Linked DNA regions of Homo sapiens: region 1 is linked to region 2. A link is an interaction called in ENCODE POLR2A ChIA-PET data of the cell type or tissue named here. Cell type or tissue: OCI-LY7. All regions are shown on one strand.

Region 1 (5,000 bases), 210 kb after region 2:
TCAATAAACCAATGTATGTATAAAAGGTAGCCTTTGTTTTTCCGTATCTTTAATGCAATTTGTTCTGAAAAACTACTGTGACATTAATAATAAAGGACAAGCTCTGTAAAGAAAAGGTGCCTAACAAAAACTTGGCAATGATCTCCATTCAAAGCAAAAATGCTATGAATTTTAAGATAAGGGACCTGTTATATGTTAAGTAAAAATATTCGTAGTTTATAATTTGTGAAGCAGTAGGCATTGCATAACTCTGAGAAAAAATGCTGTTCATTATATGAATGGCAATTTCAAATAATATCAAATGATTTAAGTTCAAAGGACTTAGGAAAGCTTCATGGCATCCTGTTATTAATTTCACAAAAATTTCTTTAGAAAAGAAACTGAGTCCTACATGAAAAATGTAAAACTACAAGGTGCACTGTGTACTGATTCTCCATGCAACAAATCTGCAAACATTGCCTAGGGCATGCTATATGGGAAATCTGGACAGCTGGAAATCATAGTAGACAAGGAGATTTAGGTCATTGATCTCAGAATTGGAAAATTTCCCCTAGTGAGCCAATATGAATCTGGCACATATCACTGATACACACACATACACCCCTCCTATATCCTCAAAAAAGTAGCATATCACTAAGAGATATCATTAGAAAATGTATGCAGTAATAGCAAAGCGTGTGAATATATTAACTGATTGCGTAGTGAAAATCTTCAATATTCAGTAAATATTCATTGGGTACCTCCTATGTACACAACACTGTGAGAATCAGTAGTAAGAGATATAATTAACATTTGTTAAGTACTTGCTATTCTACATTCTTTACCTAACTCATTTAATCCCCCTTTCCCATCTCTCTCTCTTTTTCTCTCCCCCCCACCTTCTCTTGGAGATAAAAAACAATTATGATCATCAACATCAGCATCATCCCCATTTTCCATTTGAGAAAACTGAAGCCTAACTGAAGTAGCTTGCCCAAGGTGATAGAGCTAGTGAGCGACAGAGCCAAGATTTAAACCCTGGCAGTCTGATCCAGTCTACACATTCAACCACTATGCTATATTGCTCTAAAGCACAACCACAGGGAGCCACAAGAAACACTTCAAGCTCTTGAGCACTTACGCTTTATTTGTGTACCTCTCACTGCCTGAAATGACTCCCAGCTTAGGACTCACCAGCTCCATGAACCCTTCCCAGATTTCCCTCAGGAACAGTTGTCTACTCCCTTCTCTGGTCCATCAAGATATCTTGTACATATTCCAAATTCTGTACTTATTGGAACTATATTATAACTATTTGTCTGCATGTTTGCTCTTTTTATTCGTGAGGCTTGGCTGAGAATTCAACACATAGTAAACATCCAGTAGAGTAAATGATTAACCTGTCATTGGAACATTACAATTTAGTTGAAGAAGTAGTCTGAACTCTATTGGTGTAAGTATTTGTGTTTGATAATGGCAAATAAGAATAAAGGTTACCTTAGCAAAGGTTGCTAAATTATGGACTGGGGTGAAGATAGGGCTCAAACCTCACTCTGATAGACCTTAAAGGATAGGAATGAATCAGATGACTGGAAAAGAGGAGAGGCAATCTGGGGCCAGATGAGCAGGAGCAGGAGCAGGGGATTTGAGAAATGAGTGCCTGAGGCAGGTGTGGAGGGTGGGCAGCCCATTTAATGGCAAGCTAAGGAGCCTCAAATTTATTCTTAGGGCACTAGAGAGTCTTGAGCATGGAAATAACATGATCAGAAGAGCAAGGCAGGAAAAACAGTTTTGGCTGCAGGAAACACAAAGGTGAATAACAAAAAATATATAATATCTAGATTTTGAGGGTGAAACCTACTCAGAATCCTTCTTTAGTAAGGAAAAAGACAGCTGAAACATTCACCACCTGCTGAAAAAGGCTTGTCTCCAAGAAGCAAACTGTTACTAATAGTTTTTAATGTAAGTAAAAATTCATTAAACATTTATTGCTGCTTTATTATCCTACGGGCTAAGAATACAGAAATAATGCATCATCTTCAGGGATAAGAATCTAAATTTTTGAAAATGAAATACAGAATATGGATTAGAGAAGTAACATAAAATGATCAAAAGTTTGTATGTGAAGGTCAGAATGAGAGAGCTATTATTCTTATATAATATGATCTGTCAAAATAAAAAAAAACTTTTGTTCAAAAATAAATGATACAATCAGAAAATGAGAAAGGACATTAGAAGTAATCTAATCCCACAGCATTTTAGAGATGAGAAGAATGGGAGGACCAGAGAAGTTAAATGATCACCTCCAGGTCACACAGAAAGTTGTCAGTAAAATATGGATTACAAATCTCATCTCCTAACTATGGTTGACTGCTTTGCCTCTGCTGTTTTTCATAAAGCTATAAATATGACTACACTAGAAAAATAATTCTGGTATATTTTGGTATAAAACAAATTATAAGTCTTTAATAACATCCATGTAAACTTTAAAAGATTAAAACAATAGAGCCAATGAAAATGGATCATTCATTCATTTAGCAGCCTATATTAATTAAGAACCTAGCCAGGGAATGCAGGAATGGATGAAGGGTTTGGATATAAATAACGGAAAATGGCAAGGCGTGGTGGCTCACACCTGTAATCCCAGCACTTTTGGAGGCCAAGGAAGGAGGACCGCTTGAGCTCAGGAGTTTGAGACCAGCCTGGGCAACACGGCAAAACCTCATCTCCTAAAGATAAAAAAAAAAATTAGCTGGGCATGGTAGCGCAGCTGTAGTTCCAGCTACTCAGGAAGCTGAGGTGGGAGAATCACTTGAACCCAGGAGGTCGTATTTTGGATATGCTGAATTAAATATAAAATTAATATCACCAGCATTTTTAATTTCTTGGTAAAAATGTAGCTATTAGAAAACTGAAAATTATATACATGGCTCACATATTTCTATTGGACAATGCCACTCTGGAGAATGAGCAAAGATTAACCAGCTGTGGGCTGGTGCATGCTTAGAAAGGCCAGGAAAGAGGACAAGGTGGGATCTAACCATTAAAGGATAAGAATCTGAAGATTTTTTTTGAAAGACTAATTTTCAGGGAATTGTGGGGAAGAAAGTCTCACAGAAAAAAATGTGGGTAGTTACCCAAAAGTTTCTCCCATCATCTTTGGAACTTTGGCCAAATCAGGTGATGCCTTGGGCAAATCAGGTCTCCTTCCTCCTGCCACTGAACTAAACTTGCAGTTTATCCTTCTGTTTGTTCTCTGTGGAACTGTGAGCCAAGTGAAGTGCAGATGGATGGCTTCTTGGAACAGAACTGAAAGCATGCCAGTACTTAAGTTAGAATAGCATCCACCTTCAGTGACCACAGTTATTATGTGAACACCGTAGGTCCTCACGTGTGAGGTCACCGTATTATAGAAGCAGCTCTCTGGATAATTATTCACACAGACACAAACACACACACAGACGAATGTCATCAGAGTTTTTTGCTGTAAAACACTATTTCCATCTGTGTCTTCTGCTGCATAGTTTAATTCCTGTATATGTCTTTTAAATAAAAATGTGGGCCTCATCTGTGTTACACCAACCTTGAAGACATGAACTGCAGACAAATTTTCATAATAACTTCAGGGCTATCAAACTGGCTAGAATTGAAATATCAAGGTCAGCCCTGCCATTTTCAAATTATCTTCAGCCTTGATATAACAATAATCTTAATTAAATAGACTTCTAAAAACTAAGTGTAAGTCAAGCTTGAACCATCACTATTTTCAGAGTATACTAAACAGCTAGTAATACAAGTATAAGCAATAAATTATTCTTGTTTTTATAATAATGAGAAAAAAGTTCTAGAAGTTAATTCCACTTAAAGGTGTTTCAATAATTAATAATTTCATTTTTCTCATGTCCAATGTCATTACAGAATTAGGTATATTCATTACTTGAAACATTTCATTTAATCATTCACTTATTTACTTATTGCAGTGTTCCTTTATTGTATTGCAGTTATTTGTCCTGACAGTTTATAGTTCCTCGATTAAATGGATATTTTAGGTATTCTGGTTTTAATTACCTAGGAGCAAACTTCAGGTTTCAAAGTTGCATTTGGACAAAGTGCTATTCCTATAAATTTATTTATAGGATGGCTTCGCTCTTGAGTTAATCAGAATTTGTGTCACTTACATAACAATGGTGACTAGCGTGACATGTTAGTAGTCTCTAATGCAATTTTGCTAAAAATTTTCTTATAACCCATTAATACATAAGAGCAGATGTCTTTAGATACCCTTTTACAGACTCTTTAAGATGACTATTTGTTCTTTTCATCTGAAAGAACCAACACAAAAGAGCAAAAGTGAGTGTCAACTCTTTTTCTTTTCCTTTTTTTTTTTTGTTTTCTGAGGTGGAGTCTCACCCTGTCGCCCAGGCTGCAGTGCAATGGTGCGATCTCAGCTCACTGCAACCTCTGCCTCCAGGATTCAAGCGATTCTCCTCCCTCAGCCTCCCGAGTAGCTGGGATTACAAGCATGTGCCACCATGCTTGGCTAATTTTTTTTTTTTTTTTTTTGTATTTTTAGTGGAGACGGAGTTTCACCATGTTGGCCAAGCTGGTCTTGAACTCCTGACCTCGTGATCCGCCCGCCTTGGCCTCCCAAAGTGCTGGGGTTACAGGCATGAGCCACCACACCCGGCCTGAGTGTCAACTCTTTTTACACCCCTTAAAAATATACTCATATACAGATGAATGGTTATAAATGATTTAAAAACGTAGATGAGGAACACTGGAATACGGCCTTCACGAGGGCAGAAATTTTTGCCTATTACATTCATTAGTATATTTCTAGAACCCAGAAGAGTCCTTGATCCTAGCAGATGCTCAATAAATATCTGTGTATTGAATGGCACATAATGGACACTCAGAACATAAATGTTTAATGACTGAATAATTCATGGAAATGATTACGCCATTAGTTAATAACAATATGCTCCATGATCATCATTTCACTGTATGCTACTGTCAAAGGC
Region 2 (5,000 bases):
TGAATTAAAAAAATGAACTTACCAGCAGATACTACTGCAGTAAGCCATTATTTATTCTTTTGCACAAATAAATTTTGCATGCTTTATTCATTATGGTTTTCACCAAGCAGGGTAAAAGATTCAGAACTAGCATGGTTGTGATGGATTGGATAATAAAAATGTGGTACATACACACCATAGAATACTACTCAGCCATGAAAAAGAACAAGATCGTATCTTTTGCAGCAACATGGACGCAACTGGAGGCTATAATCCTAAGCAAATTAATGCAAAAACAGAAAACCAAGTACCACATGTTCTCACTTATAAGTGGGAGCTAAACATTGGGTACTTATAGACATAAAGATGAGAACAATAGACCCTGTGGACTACTAGACAGGTCAGTGAGGGCAGGGTGTGGGTTTAAAAACCACCAAAATTACCTGTTGGGTACTATGCTCACTATCTAGGTGGTGGGATCCATACCCCAAACCTCAGCATCACACAATATAGCCATGTAACAAACCTGCACATGTGCCCTCTGTATCTAAAAGTTGAAATTGTCCTAAAAAGTGAAAAATTTAAATTGTGTGTTTTTTTGAGACGGAGTCTCGCTCTGTCGCCCAGGCTAGAGTGCAGTGGTGCAATCTCGGCTCACTGCAACCTACGCCTCCCTGGTTCAAGCGATTCTCCTGCCTCAGCCTCCCGAGTAGCTGGGACTACAGGCGCCAGCCACCACACCTGGCTAATATTTTGTATTTTTAGTAGAGATGGGGTGTCACCGTGTTAGCCAGGATGGTCTCAATCTCCTGACCTTGCGATCCACCCGCCTCGGCCTCCCAAAGTGCTGGGATTACAGGCGAGAGCCACCGCGCCAGGCCTTAAAAAATTTTTAAAAGAAAAAAGAACAAGAGTGGTTTGAAGCTGAATACTTTTTTTGCCTAGCCTCACTCTGACTCCTGCCGATGCTGGCTCCACATCTTCTCATCCCCTCAGCCAGGTGAGCCTCACATTTGTCATGTATGTCAAGTTCCTTTCACTTGAGAAATTTCTACAATCTGTTCTCCACTCTTGCAAATGTTTAAAGTAAAGCATTTTAAAGTATTTATGCTTTCCGTTTATTCTGGCTTAACAGAGGTTTTGTATTAAAATTAGAGATATGATTTGAGACTCTATATAAATAAAATTGGAATCTTTCCACGTAGACAAAGGGGAAACTAAGAATGTCTATGGAGTGAACAACATAAATCCATGAGCAAGGAGGTTGGGGTCTCACAAACAGGAACAGAACTGTGAAGGAGCTTCATATAAACATCTTCACATACTTACGAAGGTGAACCAAGAGGCAACTTGGCTTCTCTTCTTTTCAAAAAAAAAAAAAAAGTTTCTAAAAAATGGAGTTGTTTATAGTCATTCAAAACTCCATATCCATAAAACAGGATAAGGAATGTCTCAACACTGTAGATAAAAGTCATTTGGAGAGAGAACACTCCCTTTAATCCAAGGAATGCGTGCTGATTAGATGACGAGGGTGAACGAAGGCAGTACAACACCTATTATTAATAATAATAAAATGACTTTGAACTTCTCCAGTCCCTTTCATCTAGGAATTTCAATTTGTTATTAAACCTCACTTTTACTTTATCACCCCTTGTAAGGCAATAAAACTGTAATACTTAGAATTTCTACATTCTCTTGTAGTTTTAAATACTTTATCATCATTCATTTGTTGTTCAAGGCTATAACTTACTGAGTAAGCTAGGGTAATTACCCCATTTTATACAGATAGGGAAACTGAGATATAACAACTTCTTGCCGAGACCACACAGTGAGGCTGCTGCAGAGCCAGAATCAAGGCTAATACTTGAATTCGTGCAGGGCTTCTCGGTGGGAAAACTAAATCAGTTCCCACGCTTCCTCCTGAACAGCTATCTTAAGACACAGGTAGCCTTAAAATAAGGAACTTCAGAATTTTAAAAATTAACTTAGAAGAAGTAGAATAATGTTAAATATTCTGCACACTTCAAACTTAGAAGGACTAAAGAAAGGCTAACTGACAACTCATAATAGAACAGGAAGAGAAAAAGAGGAAGTGGGTGATAAACATTCACTGCTTTTCCAAAGATTCACCCCTAACTTTCACAATGGGTAATTGAAGATGCTAAATAACAACATATAACTTGTACTTTATGTATACATTGATATTATCTGATTGCAGCTCAAATTGCCTTTTAAACCCATTCTTCTCTCCCCACCCACCAGGCACTGGGAAGAGGCTGGCAATATCTTGAACATACTACCTTTCAAATCCTTCCTTAAGTGACAATGACAGCAACATTAGTGACAACTCTTGGATGGTACGGAGCATTTTTAGCCCTTAGAACCTACTCATTTGAAGTTAGTGAACTTCTGAAGAATAATTGCCTTAAATATCATATTTTAAAATTCAAATGTTATACTGAAAAAAAGCAAATACTTTATCAGGCATTTGTGGTCACTTGACCTTTTCCAAACCTAGAATGTTAGCCTTATTAAAATCCACAGCTTTTCTGCCTCTTTCCATTGCGAAAGGGAGGAGGGAAAGACCTAACCCTTAGACAAGTATTTTATTTAACTTCAGAGGCCACTGAAGTATTTTATTTCCTTTGTGAACTTTCCAAGTGCCTTCTGCCCTAGGCAACAAGCAAAGGGTGAATGTAAGGAGTGGTGAAACCAAAAGTGGCTTGGCTGCTCCAGTCAAAAAATAAAAATCAACAACATGTCCAACAGTTGAGATAAATACCCTCCAAACTTGCATCTTGTACATGAAACTGGGTCAGATCAGGCCAGGCCAGGTCATTGTCCCCAGCGGTAGTTATCGATGGAAAACAATGCCACAGGCAAAGAACCCTGGACCAGGGAGATCCCCCTACCTCCCATATCCCCATACCCTAAAGACAGATCATGCATGTACTTTGGCCATGTATAGAAAAACAAAAATAAATAAACCACCCCTTGATTACTAATCTCAAACTTCAGGCAATGTGTGAATGAGATGACTGAGAATACGTGCCGAACTCTGCATTCCTCAACAGAAACCTAGCACCATGTGTATTTCTATCAATTTAATACATTAGATTACACTTAATACAGAAGGCAGACTCTGTTTTTCTGTAAAGTAGAATTGCTACATTTCTACTCTTCCGTTAGCCCACCCTGCAAAACAGCAACAACAATTTAAAAAAAAAAATGCTCCTCTAGACCTTTCATTTTGTTTTCCAGAAATATTGCCAATTTTGCCAAGTTAAAGCCAAGATTCACCACTGCCGATTCCACCCCCAACCCTGCCAAAATCTGAGAAAAACAATAGTTTCAGACATGACAAACACATTGCAAAAAGAGTCAGAACAACAAGTTATGGAAACAGGAAATTATTTAAAACCTTGAATAAAATATCCTTGAAGCACTTAAAACACACACACACACACATTTCCAAGTCAAAGGATACATTGGAAGTCCTCTTAAGGAAATGTAATTTGGCAAGTGACTGCCTAGTAGAAATTTATACCATTGGTAAAAGTTGTTCACTAGATGCAGAAGAGCTAAACTGCAAGTTCATGGAAGAAACCACCTCTTCAAATCTCAATAAAAGATTAGCAGGCAGTTGCTTGTAGGCTTGGCTTTAAATCTGCCAAGCTGGCTTGGAGGCAGCTCATTTTTTTTTTTATACAAGTCTTCATTCAAAATCAAAATTAGACCCAACTGTCCCTTGCAATTACATTTTAGTGGCTTGAGCTGGGTGTTTGTGTTTTTTCTAGGTGATTAATAGCGCTCACATTTAAATGGTCTCAGTCAGCCTCTGCAGTCATTAACACCCTATTAAGATGGATGAGAAGAACTTCGCACCTTTTGTTTCAGTTTGCAGGGCCCTGGACTTCACAAAACAGCAAGGCACTGATTTAGGAAGGGAAGATTATCTGCACAACCAGACAAGCTAAAACTTCCTTTAAAAACAAACAAATTTTCAAAATCCCTTATAAAACCTTATTTTTGGAAACACTCTTCAAATATCATCTTAAGAACATTAAGCCCGAAGTTTCCCCGTACCTGAATTTATGCATATATTTGGCATGGTTCTTCAGTAATGTTTACAGAGCTCCGGGTTTCTTCACTACTGTTGCCTTTGCTCAAAGCCTGTAATTATGATCGGGAGACTTCTGTTTCTAAGGAAAAGCAATAGTAACATGAATATCTAGTTGCCTTTGAGGAAAAATACATTAGTGAAAGTCTATGTGTGACAATCAAAACGCTGGCTCCATTCCTCCAAAATGGTAGTGAAACCTCATGTATTTGGAAAATTCAAGTAAGAGTTAATTGGTTCTATTTAAAGGAAAAAAAAAAATGAAGAAGCTAAAAGTCTACAGCAGTATGCTGCCCGAGATTTTGTTTAACCACCAGAGTGGTCATTGACACTGGTATTTTTAAATTTTCCTCAAAAAGCATTCCCTCAAGCACATCCTGTGTGGTGATGGTGGTGAATTTGTAGCAAAACCACTTGTTCACAAACTTGCAAAACAGAGTACTTCACCTTTTTGTGTTGAAGTTCTCACAGAGCAGGACACACCCTCCTTTTAGAACAAAAACCTGCATTTAATTGATAGGTTTGTTCTGTGTACAGGTGGTCCGTGAATCAACAAGGCATTGCCATTGTTATCATTTTGACTTACCAATTAAGAAAGTGAATTTATTGGATGTAAATTATTTATGCTATTGCCTCTTAATTATTATCTTCCATTGAAGCAGATATCTTTCAAATCATACGGGAAAGTATAGCATTTTTAAAGCAATGACAATATGCATATCTTAGCCCAGTCACATAAAAGTTCAGAATCCATGTGCATCTCACATCCTTTACCTGAGTACCCATACACACACATGCCTGATATTCCTTATTATACTTTTATATATTATAGGAAAAGCTTTTCCCAAGGAGCAAATGTAGCAATGTACCTTCAACATTCTAACAAGTTATTTACACCCAA

What was found. ChIA-PET counts read pairs that join two places held together with the same protein. Peaks named below come from ENCODE experiments on the same cell type or tissue, not always from the same donor. Only the 100,000 strongest peaks of a DNase experiment are listed, where the experiment ranks them.
Region 1: POLR2A ChIA-PET joins it to region 2 with 10 read pairs; 2 of 35 experiments call an interaction of 5 or more read pairs at or near these places.

The regions. Positions count from the first base shown.
Region 1 is chr5:107,504,963-107,509,962 of GRCh38, forward strand. The region is part of intron 1 of EFNA5 (ephrin A5); the gene reads right to left. Among named protein-coding and RNA genes, the nearest start is that of EFNA5, 160 kb to the right of the region's middle. In OCI-LY7, no CTCF peak of the experiment used is centred here; no DNase peak of the experiment used is centred here.
Region 2 is chr5:107,292,270-107,297,269 of GRCh38, forward strand. No RefSeq gene overlaps it. Among named protein-coding and RNA genes, the nearest start is that of LINC01950, 280 kb to the left of the region's middle. In OCI-LY7, no CTCF peak of the experiment used is centred here; a DNase peak (open chromatin) is centred at 2,072; H3K4me3 peaks cover 1,120 bases; H3K27ac peaks cover 1,403 bases.